Linked DNA regions of Homo sapiens: region 1 is linked to region 2. Evidence: chromatin loops called from intact Hi-C (ENCODE). Cell type or tissue: chondrocyte. All regions are shown on one strand. Links, peaks and the distances in the headings refer to the core of each region. The heading gives the core; the rest is flanking DNA.

Evidence for each region. A loop is a pair of places that touch in the nucleus more often than their neighbours do. Peaks named below come from ENCODE experiments on the same cell type or tissue, not always from the same donor. Only the 100,000 strongest peaks of a DNase experiment are listed, where the experiment ranks them.
Region 1: it touches region 2 in a loop (5-fold over the local background); 18 of 110 quality-filtered maps call a loop at or near these places.

Annotation. Positions count from the first base shown.
Region 1 is chr3:75,573,183-75,588,901 of GRCh38, reverse strand. No RefSeq gene overlaps it. Among named protein-coding and RNA genes, the nearest start is that of MIR1324, 50 kb to the left of the region's middle. RefSeq lists a silencer at 8,438-8,647. In chondrocyte, for the core only: CTCF peaks have their summits at 8,260 and 8,507 (motif pointing right); no DNase peak of the experiment used is centred there.
Region 2 is chr3:75,287,041-75,302,759 of GRCh38, reverse strand. No RefSeq gene overlaps it. Among named protein-coding and RNA genes, the nearest start is that of MIR4444-2, 80 kb to the right of the region's middle. RefSeq lists an enhancer at 12,215-12,722. In chondrocyte, for the core only: a CTCF peak has its summit at 8,446 (motif pointing left); no DNase peak of the experiment used is centred there.

The DNA.
Region 1 (15,719 bases), core at 3,724-11,723, 290 kb before region 2:
ATGTTCGGATGTGTTTGGAGTTTCTTCCTTCTGGTGGGGTTCGTGGTCTCGCTGGCTCAGGAGTGAAGCTGTGGACCTTCGTGGTGAGTGTTACAGCTCTTAAGGCGGCCCGTCTGGAATTGTTCATTTCTCCCGGTGGGTTCGTGGTCTCACTGGCTTCAGGAGTGAAGATGCAGACCTTCTCAGTGAGTGTTGCAGCTCATAAAGGCAGTGTGGACCCAAAGACTGAGCCGCAGCAAGATTTATTGCAAAGAGCAAAACAACAAAGCTTCCACAGCGTGGAAGGGGACCCCAGTGGGTTGCCACTGCTGGCTCGGGCAGCCTGCTTTTATTCTTTTACCTGGTCCCACCCACATCCTGCTGATTGGTCCATTTTACAGAGAGCCTGAGTGGTCTGTTTTGACAGGGTGCTGACTGGTGCGTTTACAATCCCTGAGCTAGACACAAAGGTTCTCCACGTCCCCACTAGACTAGCTAGATACAGAGTGTCCACAGAAAGGTTCTCCAAGTCCCCACCAGAGTAGCTAGATACAGAGTGTTGATTGGTGCATTAACAAACCCTGAGCTAGACACAGGGTGCTGATTGGTGTGTTTACAAACCTTGAGCTAGATACAGAGTGCCAATTGGTGTATTTACAATCCCTTAGCTAGACATAAAAGTTCTACAAGTCCCCACCAGACTCAGGAGCCCCGCTGGCTTCACCCAGTGGATCCCACACAGGAGCCACAGGTGGAGCTGCCTGCCAGTCCCTCACCATGCGCCCGCACTCCTCAGCCCTTGGGTGGTCAATGGGACTGGGCGCCATGGAGCAGGGGGTGGTGCTCGTCGGGGAGGCTCGGGCCGCACAGGAGCCCACGGAGTGGGGGAGGCTCAGGAATGGAGGGCTGCAGGTCCCAAGCCCTGCCCTGTGGGGAGGCAGCTAAGGCCCAGTGAGAAGTTGAGCACAGCAGCTGCTGGCCCAGGTGCTAAGCCCCCTCACTGCCCGGGGCCGGCAGGGCCGGCCAGCCGCTCCTAGTGTGGGCCAGCCAAGCCCATGCCCACCTGGAACTCCAGCTGGCAGGGAAGCGCCGGGGTCAGCCCCGGTTCCGGCTCGCACCTCTCCCTCCACACCTCCCTGCAAGCTGAGGGAGCCAGCTCCAACCTTGGCCAGCCCAGAAAGGGGCTCCCATCATGCAGCCACGGGCTGAAGGGCTCCTCAAGTGCCACCAAAGTGGGAGCCCAGGCAGAGGAGGTGCCGAGAGCGAGTGAGGGCTGTGAGTTCTGCCAGCACGCTGTCACCTCTCATAAGGAGTGATTAATCTGAGCTTCTCCAGAAAGTCCATTCCTGGTAGGCACTGGGAATAAGAAATCTCAGAGTATAAAATAACATCAAGTGGTAGCACTTTTGTGAATGGCTCCCAAATTAGTTCCTTTACCTTTTTGTTTTTCATGAAGCGCAGTTGCACAAAACACGCTTAGCCTGAGATGAAGCACATATTAGAGAAATGTTCTCTCTATAGCATTATCTATTACTTGAATGAGCATGAAAAAGAGGAGATGGGACATACTCTCTCTAGCTATTATTACCTCCACTATAGAGTTGACATACACAAGCTCATTATTGCATTACATTTTATCCAACAAAATAACTTTAATGTTGCAGCTTAAATTGAATTCGCTAAAACATCTTTATCTCCAGCATAATGTGCCTCAAGTATCTTCTTGGTGCTTGAGTTTTCTCCAGAATTATAGTTCTGAAGCTATGGAAATGGTGAAATTATATGCAATATGCAAAACAATGTTGCTATAACGTGGTAATTGGCCTTCCATATAATTAAAGGAACATTTCCTCATCAGAGCTGTTCCATCAGAGACCCAAAGGCTATCTTTGTACAAATCACCCACTTAGGAAAGCCTTTATTCCCAGGAGCCTATAAAAATCTGGTTATGCAAACAGATTTGCTTATTCAGTAACATTAATGGCTCCTCATAGTTAAAAAGTCATCAAGGTGATTGACCTATAATCTGTTTCCTCTGTGACCAAGTGTCATTTTTATTTTGACAGTTGGGAGCCTTTTGACTCTTTCACAGCTGGCATGAAGGCACAGGGAGGGAAATCTGAAAAACCAACAACCTGTGTATTCTCAGCCTATTAATCAATAGAAAATCACGTCAATTGGATTAGGGTCTTGTACCTGGCAGAAAGGCTCTTATGGACATTGGAATTGGATTTTTACACTTGGTATGACACCTCCTTGAGTCAGATCAGATTCGTGTTTGATAGACTCTTGCCGAAAAGTTGCTGCAGGGTCTGTGCAGTAGCTAAAGCCTTTTTGTTGTTGTTGTTGTTGTTGTTGTTTTAAAAGCAGCATTAAATGTTTTCATGAAGACCTTCCCAGCAGTGATTTTATTGGGAATATGGTCTTTAGCTCTGGTCCTGAATAACTCACACTGAGGAAACCTCTAACAAGTGTTTTATTACAAGATGTCTGATGGATGGTTGGTTTTAATAACAAATATCTTCCCTTTCTCTGTCCCCTGTGTTTTATTCTCCCTTCTCTACATATTATTCAGGGAGGATTCACGTATTCCCAAAGTCCTTTCCTCTTTATTTCCATTCCAGAGCTCTCTGTATAACTCCAGGCTGATGAATCCAACTGCCCAATGGTTATCTTCACTTGGCTGTCTGTCTTGCATTGACCTCATCTTACCTTTCCTCTCCTGATTTCCTTTTTTGCCTGGGCTCACCACATCAGATTCACACCACCATCCACCCAGCTTCCAAAACACCTGGGCCTCATCCTGCATTCCTCCCTCTTTCTCAGTCAAGTTAGTCTACTGTCTCCTCTCCATCCTCACTGCCACAGCCTTAGTCCAGCCAACCATCTTGTCTCACTTGGTGTATTGCAGCCTCCTACCTGGTCTACTCACCTCCCACTCTCCTCCAGCCAGACTACTCTTTTTATAGCACAAAGTGGATCATTACTCCCCTGCCTAAAAACATCTACTGTCTCCCTTTGTCTACAGGATAAACATGACAAAGAGCCTTTAAGATTTGGCTCTAACTTACCTCTATATTAGTCACTTTTTACAATTATATGAACATCTCTCAGCTCCTCACCCTCTCATGTCTTGATTTTTGCACAAGCTCTTCCCTCTGCTGGGAATGATCTTCCACACCTCTCCTATCAACCTGGCTAATTCCTACCATTTCCTAGTCTTCAACTTAGGAGTACTGTGATGGAGAAGTATTTCTGACCACCTGATATAGATTGGATGCCCACCTATCTCCTGGCTTTTTTTTTTTTTTTTTTTTTTGACGAGTCTCGCTCTGGCCATCCAGGCTGTAGTGCAGTGGCAGGATCTTGGCTCACTGCAATCTCCGCCTCCCGGGTTCAAGCAATTCTCCCACCTCAGCCTTCTGAGTATCTGGAATTACTGGTGCCCGCCACCACACCCGGCTAATTTTTTTGTATTTTTAGAAAGGATTTCACCACGTTGGCCAGGCTGTTTTCGAACTCCTGGCCTCAAGTGATCCACCCACCTTGGCCTCCCAAAGTGCTGGGATTACAGGCATGAACAACTGCACCTGGCCAATTGGGTGCCCCTTCTTTGTGCTCCTATTGCCCCAGGCATACTGTCACCATAACTCTTACCATTCTGAGTTGAAAATGATTTTTTTTTTGCCTTTTATTTCTCTCATTAAATGCAAAGCTCATTGAAAAGAGGATGGTGGTTGTTCACTGTTGTACTCCTAACCTTTAACTCAGTGTCCTGAGGTCGGCTCTAGAGCTGTGCACACATGTTCAGACATTGGAGCACTTCTTGTCTAGCCCCTCTTTTGAGGTGCCTTGGAGAAAAGTCAGTAGGTACTTCCCCAAGGATGAAACAGAAGCTTCACCTAAATCAGGAGTTCTTGAACTTCAGCCTGCATTAGAATCCTCTGAGAGCTTGTTAAAAATACATTCTCCTAGAGCCCACTCTTCAAGAGTCAATGAGTTGCTTCATTATCAAAATATATACAGAATCCAGCCGGTCTTCAGCGCCAGCCTGGTCTGAGCCACTGTGGACTCTCACCTGCAGAATCTCATTGCTGGTCTCCTTGCTTCTGCTCTTCTTACCTTCTTATCATCCATTCAAGTAGCCAGGGTGATCCTTTTTAAAGATTTTTTAAAATTTTTTTGAGATGAAGTCTCACTCTATTGCCCAGGCTGGAGTGCAGTGGTGCTATCTCGGTTCACTGCAGCCTCTACCTCCTGGGCTCAAGCCATCCTCCCACCTCAGCCTCCTGGGTAGCTGGGACCACAGGCATACACCACCACACCTGGCTGATTTTTGTATTTTTTGTAAAGACAGGGTCTTGCTATGTTGCCCAGCCTAGTCTTGAACTTCTGTGTGCGCCCACCTCAGCCTCCTGCATTTTTAGGAAGCCCCTCTTGTAGGGATTTTGATGCAGAGGCCTGGGTGCCTCATGTCTCCTCCCATCTCTCTCTGTCTTTCTGTCTCTGTCTCTGTCTCTGTTTATCTCTCTCTCTTTCTCTTTGCCTTATAGCTGCCCTGGGGACTAGACTCTGCCTTAAGCATCCCTCTGACTCCTGTTTGCTTTTACACTGAGGCTGCTTTAAGTAGCACCTTGATCTGAAGCCTTGGGCTTCTGTTCCTATTGCTTGCTTTTGTTGGAAGGGCTGTGCAGTTTCTTGACAAATTGCAAAGCTGCCCACGTGTTTCCAAGTCCCCAAGAACCAAACCAGATGACAAACAAGGATGCAGCCCACAGCTGGGGAGACAGATTTCATGTCCACACAGAGAATCCAAGATGCTGAACTGAAATCCACCCCGAAACCTGTTTTCTCTCTCATTTAAGTTCAATGTCACCTGGGGGCTTGCAGGGCAGGGCTGGTGACTATTCACAGGGCAAAGATGCTTTGAAATGTCAACTGAGAATGGTGTGGTGGTTGACAGATGGCACGTCAGGGCATAGATTAACATGGAAAGAGAAACTCATCCCTTGGGGGGAGTGTGTGAGGCTGGCAGCCACACAGAGGGCTTTTCCTGTGAGCTCTCGCATAGATGCAAACAGCCAGGAGGTTTTGCTTTCTGAGCCTGAGTGGAACAATGTTCCTCCCTGCACATTGCCGCTCTGCAGCAAATGTTCATTCCTGTTGCATTGATTAAAAGTGCTTACCAGGAGGGGCGCGGTGGCTGAAGCCTGTAATCCCAGCACTTTGGGAGGCTGAGGCAGGCGGATCACAAGGTCAGGAAATCGAGACCCTCCTGGCTAACACGGTGAAACCCCGTCTCTACTAAAAATACAAAACATTAGCCAGGCATGGTGGTGGACACCTGTAGTCCCAGCTACTTGGGAGGCTGAGGCAGGAGAACGGCATGAACCTGGGAGGCGGAGCTTGCAGTGAGCTGAGATTGCGCCACTGCACTCCAGCCTGGATGACAGAGCAAGACTCCGTCTCAAAAAAAATAAATAAAGTGCTTACTGAAAGGGTTTGAGGGGAGTGGTGACAGTGTGAGTTATGGCTCTGCCGGCTGCCAGTGGATCCAGCCGCTCTGCACAGCTGTGCAAGTGTGTTTTGAAAAGTGGCTCAGGCGGCCAGAAGTGACTGGGTGTAAGTGTTCCTGCCACAACATCTTGTAGCCTGATTGGGGCCGTATTTGCAGAACGCCTAAACCACTACACTTGTTCAGGCTTAAAAATAAGCTTCCTTTTTTTTTGTTTGTTTTGGTTTGTTTTATGAGACGGAGTCTTGTTCTGTTGCCGGGTTGGAATGCAGTGGCATGATCTCGGCCCACTGCAACCTCTGCCTCCTGGGTTCAAGTGATTCTCCTGCCTCAGGCTCCCGAGTAGCTGGGACTACAGGCGTGTGCCATCATGGCCAGCTAATTTTTGAATTTTTAGTAGAGATGGGGCTTCACCATGTTGGCCAGGATGGTCCGATCTCTTGACCTCGTGATCTGCCCACCTCGGCCTCCCAAAGTCCTGGGATTACAGGTGTGAGCCACCGTGCCTGGCCAAACATAAACTTACTTTCTTACATCTTCTGCTGAACTCTATTTGCTTCTTTTCCCAAACGTCTTTATCCAAAACAGCTTTTAGCAACAAAGTTACCCAATGCCCTTCCCTAGTCTCTCCTTGCAACTGGCTCTCAGCAGGGGGTAGGAGGAAATCCTTGACAGAACCAATTTACATGACTGTTTGGAGGACTCTGGCTAGCCCCAGGAGGTGTTTGCATTTTTAAATAGGTTACTAGTGTCAGAATGTTTCATGAGTACGAGCACAGCCTCTATGTTGGATGCCCTGAATTTGAATCTCAGCATGGCCCCTTTGTATATAACCAGAGAATGGATTTGGGGACCCAATGGATCTATCATGACATGAACTTGCACTAATATTCACCTGACCTCCAAAATGCCTATTCTGACTAGTAGACCCTAGTCTCGCCCTAGTGCCAGTTCACAGCCTGTGTCCAGTGATCCTGCACAGATCTCATTAGTTCCTTTTCCCCTGTTCAGTCAGCCTGGTAAAAGGCTGTGTATTCCTTTGGGGGCAGGCTGGGAGAAAAATTGACAGTATAAATTTTTGGCAGTGGAGCAGAGTCCTTTCTGGAGGGGACCTGGCTTCCCATTCGGACACGGGACTCTGGGTCTGTGAACTGGCTTATTTCTGGGAATTGACTGGGGACTGTGACTCTATGATTCAGATTAGACTTCTACTCACCTGACCTAGAACTCTTCTGCAAACACAGATCAAGTAAAAATGTGGCAGGCTTCTTATCTATTTCACTTCTAGGAATGCCACAATCAGCTGGCACCATAGGTCTCTGCGAGTCAGGCTATTCTGGTTGCAGCTTTGACTCTGCTGTCTTTTATGGTAACTGCATCCACCTTGCCTTTGGGGATTGAGTGCTGCAATCACTTGGCCCCGGCCCCTGTAGTGTGCCTATGTCACTTACCCTCTTTATACGTCAGTCTCCTCCTCTGTAAAATGGGCATCGTAATAGCACCCACCCCCAGGGCTGCTGTGAGGTATAGATGGATTAGCATATGGAAAGTAATAGAAGAGGGTCTCAAAGGCCATGTGTCGTTATCAGAATTATTTCATGACAGGGGAGAGCTGGAGGAGAGAGGAAGGTGCTAAGCAGACCCATGTGCTCTCCCACCAGTGTTTCCTGAGCACCTACTATGTGCTGCCCACTGTGAGAGCTGTTAGGGTTGAAATAGGGAGCACAGCAGGATAGGGGCCGCCATCAGGATCTTAGTGGAGAGACCATTGTGCAACATGGTTCCAGTGCTGGGGGTGGGGAAGCTCAGGGAGTACAGGGGCCTAGGATCCTGGGCAGAATCATGGAAAGGACACAGCCTCCCCAGCCTCTCCTGCCTCCACTGCCTCCCTGGCCTCCTCTGCTTCCATGGCCTCTCCTGCCTTCCTGGATTCCCCTTCCTCCCGGCCTCCCCAGTCTCCCCTGTCTCTCCTGCTTTTGAGGTAGGCCAGGAGCTGCTGGTGCTCACTTAGCCTGTCCTGGACTCTGGGTGTAGCACCTCAATGTCCAGAAAATACCCCCGGGTGAAGCTCATCACACAGCCAAGGAAGGAGCTCCACACTGACACTAAGGGTGCATCCTGGGCTCATTCATCAGGGCATGCCTCCAAAATATTTCCCCACATCTCCTCCCTTTGCCCACCTGCATTGTCTCTGTGCCTGAGCCCTGGCTGGGGGCCTGCAAGGATCCCCTATCTCCTCTGTCCCTGCACGGCTGGGTCCCAGGCAATCTGTCTGCCCACCACACCTCTCTCCCCTTGCCCACCACGCTCCAGCCCCACAGTCCTCTTTCTGCTTCTTTCCCAGCCTCTGGGCTTTTGCACACGCTGTTCCCTCTGCCCGAAGAACATGCTCCACTGGGCTGAGAACAACTCTCTGAGATCTCTCTCAGCTGTTGCTTCCTTTGGAACAGCCGCTGCTGCTGTCCCTCTCCCAGCTCCAAGACCTGCTGAGCCTCCTGTCTTTTTCAGTTCCCATGCACCCAGCACTTCTCCTTGGCCTCCTTTTGCCCAATTGACAATGTCCATTCTCAATGCCTTCTCACCCAGCGCTGAGCCCCACTGGGTGAAGGCAATGCCTGTCATGTTCACCACAATATCCCCTCCCCCATCACCACTCCTGGTCCACAGAGATGCTCAAAAAAGGTCTGTTGGTAGGCAATGCGAAGGTGCATTCATGTCATCCTGCAGGCGGAATTCTCCACGAGTTTTGAGCAGCCTCGGTTTTCCCACCACCTCCAAACCATGCAAGACACAGGGTAAGAGCAAAGACAAGGTGGCTGTGGCCGATGTCCACCCTCTCGGGGCGTCCCTTCTCCTCTCTCCTCCTTGGGCAGGGAGACCATCGGGGTGCAACCTGGCTGGGGCGGGGAGGAGGTGCAAGGCTTGGCCGGAGCGGGCCTGGCCACGGGCAGGGGACAGCGACCGCCTAGGCCGGGCAGGTGAGCGCGGCGCAGGCCCTGGCACGGCGTGTCCGCGGTGCGCGCGAGCGGCCAGCAGAGGGCGCCAGAGAGCCAGGAGCGGCCCGCGGAGGAGCCCGCGCCGGCCCCGATGCCCAGCTCCGCGCCGCGCGGACCCACCGAGCCCGCGCTCAGATGCCCCAGCTCAGCCGAGAGGCCGCTCGCGCCGGGTCCTTCCTCTTCCCCAAGTGCAGGCAGAGCCCCCGGAGCCATGGCCAGTCCTTCCGGCAGCTCCGAAGCCACTGGCAAGACCCGAGGCAGGGATGGCCGGCCCAGGAGGGAGGAGGACGACGTCCCTCCCGAGGAGAAGAGGCTGCGGCTGTTGCTGGAGGGAGGGGGGAAGGGCACAGCCCGAGGACTGCGAGGACGGAGAGGACGCGCCGCGGCCGGGCAGGGAGGAGACCGGCACCCAGACAGGTGGCGACGGCAGAGGAGTAAGTGACGCGGGCGCAGGGGTCCGGGGGTGCCGGGGGCGCGGGGGTGCTGGGGACGCGGGGTAGGGGCGGCGGGAGGCTCCGTGGCCGGCCCCGGGTTGAAGTTGGTAACTGAGCGGCAACTCCGGCGGGCGCGGAGTGACAGCTCGTGACGGCCTCCGAGATGTCAGCTGTCCCTTCTCGGCTGTGTGGCTTCGACTTCCTGATTCTCCCACGACGTCCCTGGCCGGGAGACCAGCTGGACTCTGCGGCTAGCCAAAAGGGGAGGGGGAGCCCCGCGTCCTGGGGGCCCCCAGCAGGGGAAGGGGCGGGGGTTGCTCTGGGCATCCTGTCTGGGTCATCTGTCTGGGACTCTGTCGGTGCCTCTCACCTGGCGAGGGGCTTGTGGTGGGGGTAGGGGGAAAGTCCCTGGCGCCAGGCTTGGCCAAGCCCTGCTCTGCTGGGCTGCGGGCTGGCGGCGCTCACCCAGCTCCTCACCTGCCCCGCATCTTCCTGTTTTTCTTCCCTTTCTTGTTGAGCAGCGAGAGTTGAGAGGAGGCAGATGGCTTCCATCCCAAAAATCGCTCTCCTCTTTCCATCCCTACAGAGAGGGACAGAGAGGCAAAGTTCCTTGCATCCCCCGGGGCGCTGTCCCTGTGAGCTCCCGGTGTCTTGCACACGTGGGCCCCTGAGTCACCGGGCCTGTGTGTGTGCGATGGGGCTCTGTGGTCAGCCTGTCCTCCTGGGGTTCACTTTCTGCTTTCCTACCCCAACTCTTCCTGTGTGGCTTTGCTGGCCTTCCAGTGGGAGGCACGTGGGTTTGGAGGGCAGATGAGGGCCCACTGGAGAGCTGTACCCCTCAGTGAGGGCCGCCACCTTGATGGTTTTTGATGGATAATGGGATTGACCTCTTTGTTCCTTCCACATGTTTTTATGTTTGACCATTTGCTCAGCTGAGCTCGTCTTAATAATTTGATTCGTGGTTAATGAGCCCCACATGGGAGAGAGGGCGGCCTTCATTCTGAACCCATTGAAGCAGCACGGGCAGCCCTCTTCGCCATGGGCTGCATCAGAGCCCCCGCTGCCCAGTCTTGGGGTTGCCCCTGGATGCTCTCTGGGAGGCTTGCTCATGGTGACATCCTCATCTCCCCGTGCACTTTACTGCATTCAGAGCTTGGGTCACCTGGACACTGAACTCAGGTGAATTTTCTCTGAGATCCCGGGAGAAGGAGGACAGTTCTCTGGAAGGTTTTCCAGGGCCGATCACGGAAAGGATGAGAAGGGAGAGGTCCTGGTCGGGGACACAATTACGGTGGCAGTGTAACGCTGGAAAACTTTATTGCCTGAAGTCCCTCTCACTCTCTCTACCTCCCTCTTTTACGTGGACACTGCCAAAGACCAGGATACCAGAATGCAGTGGAGTGACCAAGTGTAGTGGGACCTTGGGAACGCGAGTCTGGAACCAGGCGGCTGGGGTTTGCATCCCGGTTCTGCCCCTCCTTAGCTGGCTGACATGGCACAAGCCACTTACCCTCTCTGAGCCTTACTGTCTTCAGTGGCAGATGGATCGGTCAACAGGCCCCATTGCCTGGGTTTGTTACTGATGAGATTAAGGGAAGCTCGTCCATAGAAGCACTTAGCATTGTGCCTGGCACATAGTGTATGGTGGATAAATGGGACTTAGGACTGAAACTCATGCCTTGGTTTGTTTTTGCAGTGAAGTTTTGTTCTGGGGTGCATCACAAGAGACAAGGTTCTTGGCTGGGTGTGGTGGCTCAAGCCAATAATCCCAGAACTTTGAGAGCCCAGGAGTTTAAGACCAGCCTGGGCAACGTGGTGAAGCCTCATATCTACCAAAAAAAAAAAAAAAAAAAAAAAAAGCCAGGTATGGTGGTGTGTGCCTGTAATCCCAAGTACTTGGGAGGCTGAGGTGGGAGGATTGCTAGAGCCTGGAAGGTCCAGCTGCAGTGAGCTGTGATCATGCCACTGCACTCCAGCCTAAGTGGCAAAGTGAGACCCTGTTTCAAGGAAAAGAGAGAGAGAGAGAGACAGACCCACAAGTGTCTTAAGCCAGAATCTCCATGTTAAAATGCTTTCTGGAGGCTGAAAGAATGACATATTGATAATGAAATATTTAAAAGGCAGAAACCCCACTGAATTTCTTGGTCCACAGAGGGAAATGGGAATCGCATGACCTGAAGGATGATGCAGGAACTGAACAGAAACCATCCTTGTTTCCTGAATCTGAATATGGCACCCTCTTTTCACGGTGTCTGTATCTGCTCGTCCAGCAGCCGCTCGAAAAGAGGGAATCTTGATTTTCAAATTTAAAATTTGGCCCAAAGCCCACTGCTGCCCACAATGCCCGCCAGACACATTCCTCTTCCCTTTTAGTTTCTATGGGAATACTCTCTTTGAAGAACCCATGAAGCAGTGTCAGGCTGGTGTGAGGATCAGCAGCCGTTTCTTTGAGGAGGAGAGCCTGTTTCTTCACTCACAGGCCATGTCTGAGTGGATCAAGAAGAACAGAGTGCCCTTTTATGAGATTTTTCTGCGTAGACCATTAACTTGGTAAAAATGTCGAAACCATCCTCGTTCTTTAATAGATTATTTTGGACTTTTCTTTGCAAGAAGCAGCATGGGCATTCAGATGCTTTTAAGGATAAAATGTTCTTTCTCATCCCCAGGCCTGGTGCTCTGGATGGCTGAGGTTTTAATGTGACTGGATGTCCCTTGGAGTGGCTCCCAGGCTGTGATCTTGTGGTTGGGTGGCAAGGGGTTGCTTTATTCGCTGGTGGCTAGAGGATGTTTTAACAGGTAAATCAGGCCCCCAGGAGCCCCTGAGTGCCAAGTCCTGCTGCAGGGCATGTGTTTATGGTGGGGAGGTGGGGGGGGGTGGAGTGTGGAGGGTGGGGGGTGTTGATTTCCTGCCAATATCAGAAGTTTCACAGGCTTCTTGTGTATCCACAAACACCCACCCCATTGAAAAGGCCTAGAAAACCTGGCCCTTCCCAAGCCTTTATTGACCGCTTGTGAATGATCCCAGGGTGTGTCTGACCCACAGCTCCTCCTGGAGGGAGAGAAAAGTCTCTCCTAGGTATTTGGTTATCAACCTCAACCATTGCTGAGCCTTCCTCAAGACCAGGCACCTCGGCAGAGATTTCTGGGTTGTCAGGCGGAACCGAGCATTCAAGGGTAACTCGTTGGAGTCCCTGAAATCCCCGATGGACGCACCAGGTAAAAGCATCCAGGGTTGAAACCAGATCAGGATGGTTATTGTCAGCCTGGGGCTCCTGTAGAGGTGCATCCATGTTGCAGGTATTTTCCCTTCTTGCTGAGGAGAAACCTGGGTTTCTCAGCTTTAGCACAGTCACAACATTTGGGGTCAGACCATTCGTGGTGGTGGTGGTGAGGCTGTCCTGTGTATTGTAGGATGGTTAGCAGCATCTCTGGTCTCCATCTTCTAGGTGCCATTCTACCCTCCCAGCTATGGCTACCCCAGATGTCTCCAGACGGTTTCAAATATCATGGAGCAAGGGAGTTGTACGTGAGCAAAACCACCCCAGTTGAGAGCCATTGGTCTACACTTGTGGAAATCTTTGAGAGTGAGAGTGTTGAGCTTGGGTCCCTGCTGTACCCTTTATGAGCAATGCGGTCTTGGAAAATTAATACTACTCCAGGGGCCTCAGTTTTCTCATCTATAAAATGGAGATAAACGAGATACACTTTCATAGGAAGTTTATATGGGATTTACTGAGATAATAAGACAGTACATGGAAAATGCTGGGCATAGAATTTATTTATTTATTTATTTTTTAAGACGGAGTCTTACTCTGTTGCCCAGGCTAGAATGCAGTGGCATGATCTCCGCTCAGTGCAACCTCCACCTCCTGGGCTCAGGTGTTTCTCCTGCCTCAGCCTCCAGAGTAGCTGGGATTACAGGTGCCCAACACCACACCCGGCTAATTTTTGTATTTTTAGTAGAGATGGGGTTTCACCACGTTGGTCAGGCTGGTCTCAAACTCCTGACCTAAGGTGATCTGCCTGCCTCGGCCTCCCAAGGTGCTGAGATCACAGGTGTGAGCCACCATGCTGGGCTAGGCATAGCATTGTAACACAGACAAAGCACAAAATACTTGGGCAATATCTTTTTACATTTGGCTTGTCTAGACTCCATCCTCCATCCCCTCATGCGCTGGTGTGGTGCAGACCAGAATATCACCCACCTATACTGCAGAGTGGATTTGGGTGGCATCTTGGCTTCCTGCACAAGACTTGCCTGTTCCCCACCACATCCCCCTTGTTCTCAGGGTCCAGGATTCCAGGAGGCAGGGATGTGGGCAGGCAGGGCAGGTGGCCCACCCAGTTCACTCCCACGCTCGGGACCTGCAGAGCCGGCTCTCCAAGACAGGGTGTTTTGACCAAGATCTGGGTTTCTGGATTTCCATTTGAGCACAGCTGGACTACACAGGCTGAAGCTCTCTCTGCCGAGATATAGATATTTCCCTGGCGAAGATCTTTCAAGCTGACATGAAGACATGGCCACCCGCTGGAACGTGGTGTGTCTGCCGTGGCACTCTTGTAATTTGTGAGGCAGGTTCCTGAGGAATGCAGTGCATAAGTGGGAAATGGTGGGAAGTTCTCGCATCCCCCTCGGCTGAAAGTGCTGCCTGTGCAGGTTGGTAGACGGTACTTTGAGCAGGAAGAAGACACGGAGCACATTCCTGTTAGCTATGACAGAGAGAGGCAGGGTACACACTGGACATTTCAAGCCCCTGCAGAGAAGCAAGTCTTACTGTGCTGGGAGTACTTGTGGAGTGGGGGCTGTGTTGTCCTGGGCTTTAATTATTTCAGGAACATTTAACCGCAGGGCTGGCAGGCTGGATCTTGATATGTGTTTCTCAGTTGGAAAGACTTTGGACCATAGGGAAATGTCTTCTCAATTCTTTTAATTTCATTAAGGTGGTCATTTTTCTTCTTGTGGCCTCTGGAATGTGACACAGAACTCAAGGGACAGGAAGGAGATGAATTGGAGGCTGGGACAGGGGTCCCTGCCAGGGATGCTGGTGACTCACATGACAGTGTTGATGTGTGGAGTCCGGTGCCTGGTTTGGGGAATGTTTGTGGGATATGTTCCAAAGCACTGATAGACCTATTCAGGTACTGGAGGTGAATGGTCAAGTCTGATCTCAGGGCTGGCAGTGTCAGGCAAGGACAGGAAGTTGACATTGGACTCATTGGCTGAGGTTGCTTGGGACCCAGGGGGCAATGTGTGCCAGGACAGATGGGTCTGGGGCTAGGAAGGCAGGTTTGGGCTGGAGACTCGGGCTTGGGAGGCATCCCAGGTAGACAGTGGTTGAGGCTGTGGAAATGACCACGATTGCCTGGGATGAGAGTGGAGACAGACAAGATGGGGGTTTTGCTCTAAGCCTGGGGAACCCACCTCCCAGGTTCAAGGGATTCTCCTGCCTCAGCCTCCCAAGTAGCTGGGAATGCAGGTGCGTGCCACAATGCCTGACTAATTTTGTATTTTTAGTAGAGATGAGGTTTGGCCAGGCTGGTCTCAAACTCCTGACCTCAAGTGATCGGCCCACCTTGGCCTCCAAAGTGCGGGATTATAGGCATGAGCCACCATGCCTGACCATTTTTAAATATTAATTTTTATGAAATATTTTCAAACACATTTTACTGTACATTGGAAAAGTCAATCATGATTTGAAAACTTTATCAAAATCCAATCAAATGTCAATTAACCATTTAATTGTGGATGGGTAAGGAGACTATTTTGACCAAAACATGTTAGAAGAATTACCACTTATAGAAATAATCTATGTTTTAATGTTTTAGTTGAATTAAACAATCTTTTATATTCTGTCCAGGCGCAGTGGCTCACACCTGTAATCCCAGCATTTTGGGAGGCCGAGGCTGGCGGATCACCTAAGGTCAGGAGTTCGAGACCAGCCTGGCCAAAATGGCGAAACTGTCTCTACCAAAAATACAGAAATTAGCCAGGTGTGATTGCACACACCTGTAATCCCAGCTACTTGGGAGGCTGAGGCAGGAGAATCGTTTGAACCTGGGAGACAGAGGTTGCAGTCAGCCGAGATCGCACCACTGCACTTCAGCCAGCCTGGGTGACAGAGCGAGACTCTGTTTCAAAAATAAATAAATAAATAAAATAGAATTCTGAATTTTATTTTTAATAATTATTTTTGTAAAGAGAATATCTTGTTTTTTGGAGTTATTGAATTTATTGAATTGACAAAAATTATGTACAAGAGGGTATACAACATGATGTGATTGAAGTATGTATACATTACAAAATGGCTAAATCAAGCTAAATAACATATCACCTCCCAGACTTATTTTTTTGTGGTGAGAACACTTAAAAAATCTACTCTCTTAGTGATTTCCAAGTGTATGATATGTTGTTATTAACTATAGGTACCATGTTGCCCCATGGATATCCTGAACTTATTCTTCTTCTCTAAAAATGACATTCTGTGTCCTTTGGCATCTGCCCACTTCCCCACCCTGGCAACCATCATTCTACTCTGCTTCTGTGAATTCAACTTTTTTCTTTTCTTTTTCTTTCTTTTTTTTTTTGAGACAATCTCATTCTATTGCCCAGGCTGTAGAGCAGGGTTGTGATCTTGGCTCACTGCAGCCTTGACCTCCCAAGCTCAATCAATCCTCCTAATTTGGCCTCTTGAGTATCTGGGAGTATAGGCACTCACCACCATGCTCCACTAATTTTTGTATTTTTTTGTAGAGATGGGGTCTTTGTATGTTATGCAGGCTGGTCTCGAACTCCTG
Region 2 (15,719 bases), core at 4,066-12,065:
CTGGGGAAAGATGGGGCAAGTGATTAAGATATTACTTAATCAAACCCCTCATTTCAACAATGAGAAGACCGAAAAGTAGAGAGTAAAGTGACTTGCCCGAAGATCCACAGCAGACCCCAGAATTTATGAGTCCTAGGCCGGTTCCCATGCTGTTTCCCTATCACACACATTTCCTCGCCTATGTTAGGAGCCTGAAGTGATGATGGGCATCCAGGTGGTAATGTCCAATCTGCAATTAGTAATGTCCAATTACTATGGTGATGTCCAGTTGGCAGAGGAGCTGAGACAGGGCTTGGCAGCTGGGAATATTGATTAAGGAGCTAGGAGCTGGCTGAAGCACCAAGAACGAATGAGATAAAATATTTTCTATCCATTTCCATTAACTTTCCTCTTTGGATGAATTATCTATCTGTATGTCCTGCTTTCTACTCAGATGAAATGTGCCTTAGAACCAGCACCTCTCTCCACCTTTTTGAGTTCTTTATTCTAATTTCACAGACTAGAATCTGAGAGACTTGTGGGGTTCCTCCCCTTCCTCTACTTCCTGCATCCGTGCTATCATTAACCCTCTGTTTTCCTTTGAAAGAACATCCATTGCCCTCTTTTCCCTCTAATGCCATCCTAGCCCAGCCTTCAGCTCTATGGTCTTGAATTTCTACAACAGCTTGCCAACTGGCCTCCCCTGGCAAAGTGGGGAAGTGAAGCCAATGATTGAATGAAACAATAGGCCAAAGAGACAAGTCACAGGAATATGTTGGCCATGTAGACTAGGGGAGAGGGTGTCAGGAAGGAGACAGGGGTCAAACATGTCAGATGACACAGGAAAGTGAGGGGCAGAGAGGATTAAGACATGGAAACAGAATTTGGGTAAGTGGCAGGTTTTAAGTGAGCTTCAGCAGAGAAAGAGGAGCCTAGAACTGGGTTATAGGAGACAGTGTGTGGTGAGGGAGCAAAGCAGAGGGTAGAACCGTACCACAGGCAGGACAGGGGCCAGTGTGTGGTAAGGGGATGGAAACAGCAAAGAGGAATCATCTCTTCATGAAGTGTGGGCAGTGAAAAAGGAAAGAAGACAATAGCTAGACAGGATGGTCAAGTTTCCAAATGTTTATTTTTTTCTGTTGTTTTCAAAATGGAGCGGCTGTGCATAGCTAAAAAGCTGAGGGAAAGACACAGCAGAGAGAAAAAGAAAGGAATAGAGAATTCTGAAGCCAGAAGAATATCAGCATCACTCAGATCGTGGAAGGGTGGGTGTGTTCCCTGTTGAAGCAAGCAGCCAGCACCCTGAAGGGTGGTCTGCATAGAGGAAGCTGGTGGAAGATATTTGGGTCTCAAATCTTGATTCCCAGCCCTCAGTCCATACTGCACAGGAAATTTCTAACAGAAAGCTGTTTCCTTTGTCACACTATTTTCTGTTTAGAGTGAGGACAGGAAAAATCTGTCCTCTTCTTTTAACAATTCCAACGGAATGCCAAAACATCCCCTGGTCTTGGCCTTGCTTAATATACAGTTGTGACAGCCCCAGAGTTCTTCCTGACCTCTACTCTTAATCTTTCCTGCTGCAGTGGAAGCCCATTCACTCTCATCCTGTCTTTGGGGGAAGCATGTGGTGATCAAAAACCTGTCTGAATGAGGAAATCTCCAGGAGGTAAAATCATGTCAATTTCCTACAGATCCTCAGGAAGTTGCTGTTACAGATGCCACATTCATGTTCCCTGTCAGCCTTCACCTATTTGGAAGAGATGGGAGAACTCAACAAACTAAAGAACACTCAAATACGCCTCAGTTTCCACTGGCATTTTAAAAGAAAGACCCCCTTAGTCATCTCAGAGATGCAGATCCCAGGAAGCCAGAGGAATCATGCAGCTAATAAACTAAAACATATCTTAAGCTATCCACAAAGAGTTAGGTGTACTTAAAAAGCGGCCAGACACGTAATCCAGTCATCCCAGGAAACACTCTGTCACCAAGTGGCCCCAAGGAGGAGTGATGTTTCCTTTCTGATGTCATCCCACAAGACTAGGAGGATCTGCCAGGCATCCTGGAGGACATGTCATGCAGCAAGTGACAAGAAAGGACCAAGATGTGGAAAAGAAAGTGAGAAACAGGGAAGTTATGATGAAAAAGGAATAAAGACAAGTGTGGAGGAAAGATGGTGATATGAAGACAAAAAGAAAAAACACAGACAAAGAGCATGCTCAAGGGAGAGAATCTCTTTCTGCTGTTCACTTAGAGCAGGGGACTTGTAAATAAAGTTTTATCAGAACATAACTGTGCCCATTCATTTACTTAGTGTTTATGGCTACTTTTGTGTTACAAGGGCAGAGTAGTTGCAACAAAGACCATTTGGCCTGCAAAGTAAAAAATATTTACTATCTGGCACTTTAAAAAAATGTTTGCTGACCCCTGACTTAGAGTAATCACAACCTTATAACTTCCCCTAATACTGATAGGCTCTCTGTGGTTCTTCAACTACTCTTCAGAATAGTTGTTATCTTCAGAAACTATTGCCCTGAAAGAAACCAAAACTGGAGCCAAGCAATGGGAAAATTAATTAGAGCTGTAGCTTACAGAGTAACCAAAGTAAAATTGCTCCAAGATACAAAAGAAATTTCCAAGCTAAAGAACAAGTCTGACTCACAAAAAGACTGCTATAAAGACTTGAAACCAACCTAAATGCCCATCAATGATAGACTGGATAAAGAAAACATGGCACATATACACCATGGAATACTATACAGCCATAGAAAAAGATTAGTTCATATCCTTTGCTGGGACATGGAAAAAGCTGGAAACCATCATTCTCAGCGAAGTAACACAGGAACAGAAAACCAAACACCACTTGTTCTCACTCATAAGTGGGAGTTGAACAATGAGAACACATGGACACAGGGAGGGGAACATCACACACCAGAGCCTGTCAGGGGTTGGTGGGGCTGGGGGAGGGATAGCATTAGATGACTGGTTGATGGGTGCAACAAGCCACCATGGCACGTGTATACCTATGTAACAAACCTGCACGTTCTGCACGTGTATCTCAGAACTTAAAGTATAATAAAAAAAAAAAGAAAACTACTATATTGACAATAAAATAAGGTCTCAATGTCTATCTATCCAGAAAAAAATACTGCTATAGATGGAAAATATACATGGGGGAGGAGGGAGTATGTTTGTGTATAAAATATGATTTTAGATTCATAAATACTAATCAGAAATATATAGACAAATATATATGTATATTTCTGATTAGTATCATGTTTCTGTATATATTTTTTCTCCTGATTATTAGTTAACGAAACTAAAATCATAATTGTTTCATGCTGAAAGGTTGATATTGTACGGTACCCAAGGGAAATACAAGACTCAATCAGTATAACATATAAGCAATAATGTAAAATTGAAATAGATAAGAGGTAAATTTGACAGAAAGAAAAAGCTGTGTTTCTGTCATCTTCTGATACTGACATGAAGGTACAGGTTTGAAAGTGGCATTTTTAATACAACTATCCAAAGTTCTTTCCCTCCCCTGCCCCCTGTAGAAACAGGGTCTCCCTATGTTGCCTAGGCTGATCTCAAACTCCTGGGCTCAAGCGATCCTCCTGCCTCAACCTCCCAAAGTGCTGGAATACAGGCATGAGCCACCACACCCAGCCTATCCAAGGTTCTTGATAACATGAGACTGAGGAGGGAAGCAGATGGCAGTAAAGGATGAACACCATCTCATGAAACATGAAACAGGCTGATCTGGAGCTTTTTCAGAGAAATTAAAGAGACAGGTTAAAGCCATGTATCTCTAGCATTTGGTTCATATTTTCCCACTATTTTCTCCAGATGAATTCTCTCCACACCTATAAAGCCATCCCATCTTGTCCTGCCCCCTCAACACATACACACATGCACATGTACACAAACGCAAACACACACACCACACACACCTGCTCCATTCCAGGCACAAGATTCTACTCTTCATTCTCTCATTTATCCAGCAATCCCTGCCCTGTCCTCATCTCTAGGCTTCTGCTCAAAGGCACAGACCCTGTTGGGTACCTACCCCAAATCCATTCTGCCCCACCTTGCTACTAACAGAACTACAATAATATTCAGGAGGGCAATATGTCCAGCTATGATGCTCACCTGCCCAGACTCCTTTGCAGCTAGGGTGGCCATGTAACCTGTTTCTTATCATGAGATATAACTGAATAAAAAGTCTGCTAAGGATTTGGGGAAAATTTTTGCCCTCCTCATACAGGCTCCACCTTCTCCCCACCCTTCCTTCCTTTCTTTCCTTCTTCCTTTTCTTTGCTACTTTTTTTTCTTTCTCCTTTTTCCTGCCTTGTGCACAACATGAGGCTTGAGGTGGAGCAACCATCTTGGGAACACAGATCAATAAAGCCACAAGCTAAGGATGGTGGAGCAGAAAGAGAAAAGAAGCCTGGAGAATTGACGGCTCCTTGAAGTTCTGCATTAGCCTTGGGCTTCTTGTATGTACATCTCTGTTTAGCTAAGTCCCTGTAGTCAGGTTTCTGTAGCAAGTGGCCTAATGCAACTAATTCCCAGGCCCTTACTCTCCCTTCTACCTGGAAAGAAATTCTCCCCACCCCATAGCCAACTTTTGAAGTCCTGTACTTCCTTCAAAGCCCACCTTAAATCCTATCTCCTTCAAGTGGACGTTCCACAATGCCTCAAAATCAATCTCCCTCTCTCCCGTAGTCATATAGGGCACAATTAAAATCATTAAAATAGTATACCCTTCTGCTTCATATCATAAATATTCATGTCTGTTTATTCATACATCCTCTCCCTAGACTGAGAGCTGCTAAGGGCAAGTATCCTTTTTCACCCATTTTGAATGCCCTGCAGCACCCAGCACAGTGTCCATAGTAGTCACTCAGTAAAGGATTGTTGAATTTCTTTGATTGTACAAATGCTCCTTCCTTCCCAAGTGTATGCTATGGATCATGTTAAAGCAGCCGGCTTCTATGTAGATGGGATGGGAAAGTTAATAATTAGAAAAATAACTTTAGAAATCCTAGTCATGTTTGACCATGTTTTGACAGTTCGAAACTGTGTGGCCCTGTTGCTAATTGCCCAGATATACACACTTAGGTCAAAAGAAGGGACAGAAATGAGAAGGTATAGAAAGTCTAAAACTGGTCTATATATCATCAAATTAGTATGCTGGTTTCATCAAACTCAACTTCAAACCAGTATCTATTAGAGACCGATTTGTATCCAAAGTAGTTAATATAATTTATTGCATTGCAATTCCAGTTACACTTCTACTACTTATTTAATGCATTTCTTTTGGTTGACAAAAATTTATTGGCCATCTATTATGTGCCAAGTCCAGGTGACCAGCCATCCCTGGTTATCTGTGACTGAGCAGTTTCCTGAGACACAGGAATTTTCAGTGCTGAAGCTAGGAGAGCTCCAGGTGAACCAGGATGGTTGGACATCCAAGAAGCTCCGAGCTTGATGCTTGATATAAAGCAGTAGAAAAGATAGATGTTGTCCCTGCCTATGTGGAGCTCTACAATGTAGTTGGTTTTTATTTGGGGTTCCTAGCAATTAAAAGTCAGTTTACATCCTGTAACTATATCTTCAAATCACACGTTAGAGTTTATTAAACAGCAATCAAGGCCATCCAACACTTCCAGGTGCTAACATCATAAATCTACATAGTACAATTGGCTGTGAGTGTGGAGGGAAGAAGGACTTTGGAACAGGAGGATAAGCTGAAGTTCAGTTCATTAATGTGGTCACTGTTCTACCGGCTGTGAATTCCAACCAACTTTAATCACAGCCGGAGCCAGTTATCTGTTGTTTTTGGATCAGCAGGCATGCTCCATCTTCAGGTTCTCAGCCCTCTTTGTGATACCAATTTTGACCTGTTGGTGGGACTGTGCCTTCTTTGGAAAGGACCAGGAAATGTCAACTTTTCCTGGGGGAATGTGGAGGTAATCTGATGGTGGCATCTGCTGATATGGCCACCACAGCTGTCTGGAGATTACTTTTTCTTCATCATTCTTCCATATTCATTCTTCCTATAGCTGGGTGCCAGGCCCTCCCATTTTTGGCATATGGATGACCTATTTCCCCTTTTAGAATGCCAGTCCTCCCAGATAGATAATACATACTTCTGAGCTTAACAGTCTGAAGATCCTATCCTTCCATAGGAGCCACCTACTCAACAAAGACTGAAGGTCCTGGTTCCTCATGGAGTACTTCTCACTCTATGGCAGACTTTTCTCTCTAATCTCCAGCCTTCACCTCTGCTAGGCTTTCATAACAACCACCATTGATTTTCTACTATTGGCTGGGTATTTTTATATCCATTATTTTATTTAAAGTGGACAACAACTCAAAGTAGATATTGTTATCCCCACTACCAGATGAATAAACTACAGGGCAAAGAAGCTAGGGAACTTTCCATGGGTCACACATTATAAATGGACAGAGTAGAAATTGAATCTCACTCTATCAGACTCTTTTCTGAGAGTTGACTTGATGACCTGGAAGGGAACAGACCTTGTGTGCTTGAAAGAGCTTGTATATCTTGGATGCTTGAAAGTAAGTGTGAAGAAGATTTCAAGGGAGAAGGAATTTTGTGTCTGTTGACTTCTAAATTTTGCTTAGTGAGGGGGTGGGTGTGCCAGGGAACACTGCAAATCAGGGAGAAAGGCCTGACAAAAACCCTAGTTTACTGCCTTGCACTAGATCAAATGTTAGTTCATACCTAAATGTGAGTTTGTGCTTTGAAGCAATAAGAAATTAATTTTAAAATGGTCTCAGGAGGTTTTTAAAGGGCAAATTTTCAACAAATAAAACTAACATGCTTAATTTCATTTCCTTGGAATTTTCATGGCAAAGATGCTTTCAGTGATCTGGAGCCACCCTTTAAAAAGATACAGACCAATGAAGTTGGAGAGTCTTATCTTTTGCATTGAGGCAACCTCAACATTTAGGCGCACCACTGAAGGTCTCAGAGCCTGACCTCATCACTACCCACCATTAGCACGTGGTCAGGAGAGTCCAGGGATCCCAGTATGAGCATTTACAAATGAGGAAAACGACACCTATAGCAATATATCACCAATGTCTTGCAAACAGCCTCATTTATAATAGGTACTCAATAATTTTATTGAATAAGGGAATAAAGGAACAAATAAATGAAACAAGTGATTTTCCAGAAGGTCACACAAACGGACAAAAATCCAATGTTCTAAACCTTCACTTCATTTCTTAATCTAGTTGTATCATCCTCTGGGTGAGCCTAGCCCACTTTAAAATGGATATTCGGATGTCAGAATGAATAGAGCAGTGTGCCTGACTTAAGTAATATCAAAATTGTAGAGATGTGGAAAAGACGGAGTTGATGAAGCTCCTGTTATCCAGAGACCATGACCATTCCAGGTGGTTGGTTTCGTTTCTAATGCACATCTGCTCCACTTCACCAATTGCTTTGAGCAATATGCGGTTCTCATGACAAAGTCAACAATTCTTTATCATCTGCGTGGTCAGTCACCCTTTCATTGTCCCTCCCTTGTAATTGTTTAATCTGGCGTCCCCTGCCGCATTTCTTGGCTGCCTACTCTCCCTGCTCCTATCAGTCAGGTTGTACTCAGGGAATGCAAATGCACAGAATAAGTCCAGAGTCAATTAGAACTAATTAGGTGTTTTATCTGCTGGTTTGGATTATCCGTGCCCTCTATGGATACATGGCATAGGCTGGTTGAACAACCATCCCTGGATTGGGGAGCATTCTAAGATTCACACACAACTTCCTATTGTCTGTGCTAATGGAGGTAAAGGCTGGCATGAATGTACAACAGAGACATTTAAAAACCAAGGTATAGTTTATGCCCATTTTCACCGTAGATTTTAGTGAGTGTTTACAACTTTATATACCTGTGTGACCATCACCACAATCAAGGCATAGCATACTTTCAACATCACAAAAAGTTTTCTTGTGCCATCTCAGCCGATCTGCCCCTACCTTGGCCCCAAGCAACCAGCAGTCTGCTTTCTGTCACTGTAGATTAGATTTGTCTTTTCTAGGGTTTTAGTTTCTCCAATTTCCTTCCCAGTGATGTCTGGTTCAGGATGATATTAAAATGTGTTCATGTTCCCTACATCCACACTGATTGGTCAGGGTAGGCAGAACTGGGATGTGGAAGAAACATGAGAGGCAAGACATGGAGGCTGATGAGCATAATTATTGGCAATGAGAAGAATGTTGGCTCTCCCCAGTATTTGTAGAATATGACAAAGCGTGTGTGCCCATGTTGTGCCCTGAACCTATTTTCAAGTGTGTTCAATACAGAGTCTTCTAAATTTAACTGCCTAGGAATTGTGTATTTTGCTTTGAATGGACACTTGGAAACTCCAGACTCTAGCCAGCCCCTCTCAGCCACGGAGTCATTGCTCCCCCTGGTGTAAACACAGAGACTAGTCACCCTGTGTCATAAGGCATTCCCACCCACCGCAGCCCTCCCTGGACCACGAGGAGCCAAAGGCAGGCAAGAAAGCTTCTGGCTCTCTCTGGCTGTTGTTAGGTTCATGGGTCAGATGCTGAGTTTGTGAACACAGAGGAACACTAAGAGATCAACTGCTTGAGAGAGGACAGAAACAGAGAGAAGGGAAACCCCAGAGACAGAACTAGCTAGACATGCAAGATAGAGAGGTGAGGGGGCAGAGGCACAGCCCAGAAAACAAAGCAAGAAGCGATAGAGGGATGGTTTTTTTCTCCATTTATGAGACATCCTAAAAATTTACTCCTCTGCCCAAAATAGATTTAGATCCACGATATGAGAAACCTTGAGAAGTGAATTTTAACATGGAAATGCTGATAAATCTTTTAAACAACTTATACACCTCCAGGTGTTGTTGGACCTGCTTAATCCCTTTAAACCTCCAGTAACTCCATCCATGGTGTTTAAAGTCTCATAAATCTGCACTAGCTTAAAATAGGGATATATAAATCACATTTAGGGTCTTGGGAGTAGGGACAGGAGATAGGCATCCCAATGCCATTTAAAACCACAGCACAGACTTTTCATCAATTTTTTCCAAGAAAAGTTAAAATGAAAAACATTCAGGTTTCTGGGTTGTGGTTTCATAAGTTCTCAATTTGTTCTTTTTCCTTTTTTTCAGGGGGGTGGGCAGGGGTCCAAAGGAGCATTGACTAGCTAGTCAATTGGAAAGAAAAAAATTGCAAAGACCCATCTCACTTAGTCCTTTTACACAAAATAAAACCAAAAAGAAAAAATAATAATGAAATACTACCAGAAGTCATTAGAAAACAGCAATGTTTCTAGTAAAGCACCAACAAAAATGATGTCTGGTTTTTGTTAAATTGTTAATTTATGCAAAAAAATAAAAGTTATAGATACTATCCTAATAATAATAGCTACTTTTACTTTCTCATTCCTACCACATGCCCAGTACCTACCACTGAGCTGAGGACACACACAACCACCTCCTTCTCATCCCCCTGCTGCAAAGGCTGTCAGACTTTTTCTGGCTCCTCATTCGCAATATTTCTCATTACAAACATTGATTCTCAACAGCTGTTTGAGAAGGTTTTGGAGAAGCCACACTCTGCTAGAAAATCCAGGGGGTACATGAGAGATCCAGCAGGGGAGGCTTTTCTGTGTGAAGAGCTTTGGGTACATTATCTAATTTTATCCTCACAGCAGCCCCATGAGAAATATTATTATTATTTCTGTTTTACAGATGAGGAAGCTAAGGTTCGGATTGTTTAAGTAATTTACCCCAAGTAGCATGGCTGGTAAGTGATGGAGCAAAAATTCCAACCCCGAGTCTGCTTTAGAAGACCTGATCTTATCCAGGATGCCATCAACCTTCTGTGGGCAATAGACCCAGACCACAGATCATTTGGAAGAATCTCACATATCACACTCTAAGAATTGATATGTTTTCTGCTTCCTCTTTTCTGGCCTGTCCCAGTGACCTTTCAAACCCCAAAGTCTTGGAAAAATCTACTGTGTTAACTGAGTCTTTACTGAAACTTCAGTCCATGTAGAGAAAATAAGAGTCTCCAGCTTGTGTCGCTTGCTTCAAGTTCCAGTTGGCCTGCGGGGATGTACCACCAAGTGATCCTGGGAAAACATTGGAACTTTAGTTTCCTTACCTACTAAATAGGGACCTATAAGACCTATCTTTGGGGTTGTTGTGAGGGTTAACATGTGGGAAGACCATCTGGAGCCTGCAAAGTCCAGGCAATTGCTGGGTCATGTGATGAGTATGGTACCCAAGTATGGTGCCTGAAGTATAATAAAGAGGAAAAGCCTCCCTAAGGTCTGTCTTCACAGAGCAGATATTACAGAGCACTTTATCCCCAAATAGTTCAGAAGGTGTCTCCTAAGAATAAGGACATTATCCTGTTTTTATATAATGTATATAACCGCAATACTTTTATTACACCTAAGAAAAGTAATAATAATTCCAGAATATCAGATATCCCTAGTTGTTTCAAGAATGCCTTTTATAGCTGTTTTCATTGTGCCAAAATACACATAACATAAAATGTACCATTTTAACCATTTTTAAATGTACACTTCAGTGGCATTAAGTACAGTCACATTGTTGTGTAATCATCACCACCATCTACCTCCAGAACTTTTTTATCTACCCCATGAAACTGCATCCAGTAAAACACTAACTCCTCAGCCCCTGGCAATGACCATTTTACTTTCTGTCTCTATACATTTGACAATTCTGGTACTTCATGTAAATAGAATCACACAGTATTTGTGCTATTGTGACTGACTTATTTCACTTAGCACAATGTCTTCTAGGTTTATCCATGTTGTGGCACGTGTTAGAATTTCCTGCCTTTTTAAAGCTGAATGATATCCCACTATGTGTATATGCCACATTTTGTTTATCCATTCATACATTGATGAACACTTTTATTGCTTCTACTTTTTGGCTGTTGTAAATAATGCTGCTATGAACAGGGGGGTACAAATATCTGTTTGAGTCCTTGATTCTACTTCTTTTGGATGTATATGCAGAAGTGGGATTGCTGGATCATATAGTAATTCTGTGGTTAATTTTTTGAGGAATGGCCATCCCATTTTTCAGAGCAGCTATACTTTTTACACACCCACCAGCAATGCACAAGGGTTCCCATTTCTCCACATCCTTACCAATACTTGTTATTTTTTGTTGCCTTTATTTTATTTTATCTTATTTTATTTTAGGGATGGGGTCTTGCTGTTTTGCACATATTGGAGTGCAGTGGCTATTCACACTTAGTGCACTGCAGCCTCTAACTCCTGGTCTCAAGAAATTCTCCCACCTCAGCCTCTTGAGTAGCTGGGACTACAGCATCATTGTGCCTGGCACTTTCTTTTTTTTTTTTTTTTTTTATACTAGCCAACTTAATGTGTTTGATCTCATTGTGGTTTCAACTTGCATTTCCCTCCTAATTAGTCTTTTCATGTGTTTATTGACCAGTTGTACATCTTCTTTGGAGAAATGTCTATTCAACTCCTTTCCCCATTTTTCAATCTGTTAATTATTTTGTAGTTATTGAGTTGTAAGGATTCTTCATATATTATGAATATCAATTTGCAAATATTTTCTCGCCCTCAGTGGTTTGCCTTTTCTCTGTGTTGACTGTGTCCTTTGATGCACAGAAGTATTTAATCTTTATGTAGTACAATTTATCTATTTTTTCTTTTTGTGCTTTTGGTGGCAACCAGAAAATTTGAAATTACATGTAGCTGTAGCTGACATTGTATTGCTATTGGATACTTCTGGCCTAGAAGCTTGATTAGATTTAGGTTAATTCATTTTGGCAAGAATACTTCATAGTTCGGACACAGTGGCTCACACCTATAATCCCAGCACTTTCAGGCAGAACTCCCACAGGAGTTCAAGACCAGCCTGTGCAACATGGTGAAACAACATCTCTACAAAGAATATATATAAAATCAGCCAGGTATGGTGGCACACATCTGTAGTCCCAGCTACCAGGGAGGCTGAGGTGGGAGGATCACTTGAGACTGGGAGGTCAAAGCTGCAGTGAGCTTTGCACCTCTGCCCTCTAAACTGGGTGACAGAGCAAAACCCTATCTCAAAAAAAAAAAAAAAGAATGCTTCATAGTTGACGTTGTGTACTTCATAATATATTACAGCAAGAGGTATACAATATCTAGTTGTCCTACTGTCATTGATGCTAAATTTGATCATGTGGTTAACTGCCAGGTATCTGGATTGTAAAGTATATTTTCTCTTTTGCAATTTCTTTCTTATTTATTTATTTATTTATTTATTGATCATTCTTGGGTGTTTCTCGCAGAGGGGGATTTGGCAGGGTCATAGGACAATAGTGGAGGGAAGGTCAGCAGATAAACAAGTGAACAAAGGTCTCTGGTTTTCCTAGGCAGAGGACCCTGCGGCCTTCCGCAGTGTTTGTGTCCCTGGGTACTTAAGATTAGGGAGTGGTGATGACTCTTAACGAGCATGCTGCCTTCAAGCATCTGTTAAACAAAGCACATCTTGCACCGCCCTTAATCCATTTAACCCTGAGTGGACACAGCACATGTTTCAGAGAGCACAGGGTTGGGGGTAAGGTCACAGATCAACAGGATCCCAAGGCAGAATAATTTTTCTTAGTACAGAACAAAACGAAAAGTCTCCCATGTCTACTTCTTTCTACACAGACACGGCAACCATCCGATTTCTCAATCTTTTCCATACCTTTCCCCCCTCTCTATTCCACAAAACCGCCATTGTCATCATGGCCCGTTCTCAATGAGCTGTTGGGTACACCTCCCAGACGGGGTGGTGGCCGGGCAGAGGGGCTCCTCACTTCCCAGTAGGGGCGGCCGGGCAGAGGCGCCCCTCACCTCCCGGATGGGGCAGCTGGCCGGGCGGGGGGCTGACCCCCCCACCTCCCTCCCGGACGGGGCGGCTGGCCGGGCGGGGGGCTGACCCCCCCACCTCCCTCCCGGACGGGGCGGCTGGCCGGGCAGAGGGGCTCCTCACTTCCCAGTAGGGACGGCCGGGCAGAGGCGCCCCTCACCTCCCGGACGGGGTGGCTGGCCGGGCGGGGGGCTGACCCCCCCCACCTCCCTCCCGGACGGGGCGGCTGGCCGGGCGGGGGGCTGACCCCCACCTCCCTCCCGGACGGGGTGGCTGCCGGGCGGAGACGCTCCTCACTTCCCAGACGGGGTGGCTGCTGGACGGAGGGGCTCCGCACTTCTCAGACGGGGCGGCTGCCGGGCGGAGGGGCTCCTCACTTCTCAGACAGGGCGGCCGGGCAGAGACGCTCCTCACCTCCCAGACCGGGTCGCGGCCGGGTAGAGGCGCTCCTCATATCCCAGACGGGGCAGCGGGGCAGAGGCGCTCCCCACATCTCAGACAATGGGCGGCCGGGCAGAGACGGTCCTCACTTCCTAGATGGGATGGCGGCGGGGAAGAGGCGCTCCTCACTTCCTAGATGGGATGGCGGCGGGGAAGAGGCGCTCCTCACTTCCTACATGGGATGGCGGTCGGGCAGAGACGCTCCTCACTTTCCAGACTGGGCAGCCAGGCAGAGGGGCTCCTCACATCCCAGACGATGGGCAGCCAGGCAGAGATGTTCCTCACTTCCCAGACGGGGTGGCGGCCGGGCAGAGACTGCAATCTCGGCTTTTTGGGAGGCCAAGGCAGGTGGCTGGGAGGTGGTTGTAGCGAGCCGAGATCATGCCACTGCACTCCAGCCTGGGCACCATTGAGCACTGAGTGAACGAGGCTCCGTCTGCAATCCCGGCACCTCGGGAGGCCGAGGCTGGCGGATCACTCACGGTTAGGAGCTGGAGACCAGCCCGGCCAACACAGCGAAACCCCATCTCCACCAAAAAAATACGAAAACCAGTCAGGCGTGGCGGCGCGCGCCTGCAATCGCAGGCACTCGGCAGGCTGAGGCAGGAGAATCAGGCAGGGGGGTTGCAGTGAGCCGAGATGGCAGCAGTACAGTCCAGCTTTGGCTAGGCATCAGAGGGAGACCGTGGAAAGAGAGGGAGACGGAGACAGAGAGGGAGAGGGAGAGGGAGAGGGAGAGGGAGAGGGAGAGGGAGCCTCTTTTGCAATTTCTAAACACTTTGTGAGATGATACTTTGGTACCAGAATACCATTTCAGATATTATCAAACCTTGACACTGGTTAGCCCTCTTAGAGAAATGTACAGAGCAAAATTAAGGAAAAGAATCAATGAGTCAGATCCTAAATGCATGACCCTCCAGGAAGGCAGTTCAGATAACTCCCTGCCTTTGTACCCTGGCTTTTTGGTGACTGCAACAGCCAGAGAACATGTCTTGCCTACCCCTTCTGCCTGTCCTTCTACTTAGTGGCTGTTATGTAATCTGTAGCACTCTCTTGGGCCAGTCATTTCCATTGTAACTATAACTACAGCTTGCCCAAGCCTCATTTTCTGTCTTGCTACTAGCAATAACCCAGGCTTGTGCTATAGCCTCTGCTTCCACATTTCTGAGAGATACCAAAGGGAGTCTCTCATGCACTGAAGAACGTGTCTCTTTTTCACCTATTTTTCTTTCTGTGACTACATTTATATCTGTGCTAATTAATATTAATATTAATATCTGTGCTACATTAATACCTGTGTTCTTGGAGCAACCAGAGGGGCAAACTCCCATGGTGCCAAAGTGACCCTAGACTTCCCAGAGTGTTTTCTGGCTAAAACCATGCTGAGTCTACATGAAGTGGGGAAAAGTGTCTTCTTTCTCCCCCTTAGGACACTTTCCCTCCAGGTGCCAGTGCAGCACCTTTGTGCTCTTCTGTCTCACAACATCGGTTATGAAATCACATCCTTCAGTTTCTGCTTGACTTGCTAGAATTTGGCTCATCATAAATATCCAGGACAGACACCTTGTTGCCTCCTGATCCCCCTGTCCTTCCCAGGCATTTCAGCAAGAACACCTTCTCTCTTCTTTTAGCCAAATCAGCTCCTGGCACCCCACCTACTTTTCTTCAGAGGGATATAAATCCAATTTAGGCTAAAAGGATAACTAGTCTTATTCTCTATTACAGTACCTAAGTAGGAGAGAACACTCTCCTACTGGAATTTCCTTCAGTGTGTTTATGTGATTGCAAGCCCAAATGGCTGATGATGTAATCAAAGGACTCCAGTTAGGTCCTAAGGTTTGCTCCCATTACAAGCAAAAAGAGATACTAGTAACCCTTCCAGAATAGCTCCATGGACCCAGGGATCCAAGAGACCAAATGAGAAGTTAAGAATAAGCACAAGTGAATGTAAAAATCTAAAACTATTTCTAGAAGAAAACACAGAAGAAAAGCTTTGCAATTTTGAGGCAGGCAAAGATTTCTTACTATGCAAAAAGCATGGACAATGAACCAAAAGGTTGATAAACTGGACTTCATTAAAATTTCAAAATGTTGTTCTTTGCAAGACACTACTTTAAAAGATGAAAAGTTAGCCAGGTACAGTGGCTCATGCTTGTAATGTCAGCAATTTGGGAGGCTGAGGCAGGATGACTGCTTGATCCCAGGAGTTTGAGAGCAGCCTCAGCACCATGGCAAGACCCTGTCTCTACAGAAAAAAAAAACCAAAAACAACAACAAAAACAGAAAAACCTGGAGTGGTGGTGCACACCTGCATTCCCAGCTACTTGGGAGGCTGAGGTGGAAGGCTAGGAGAAAACATTTGTAATACACATATATGGCAAAGG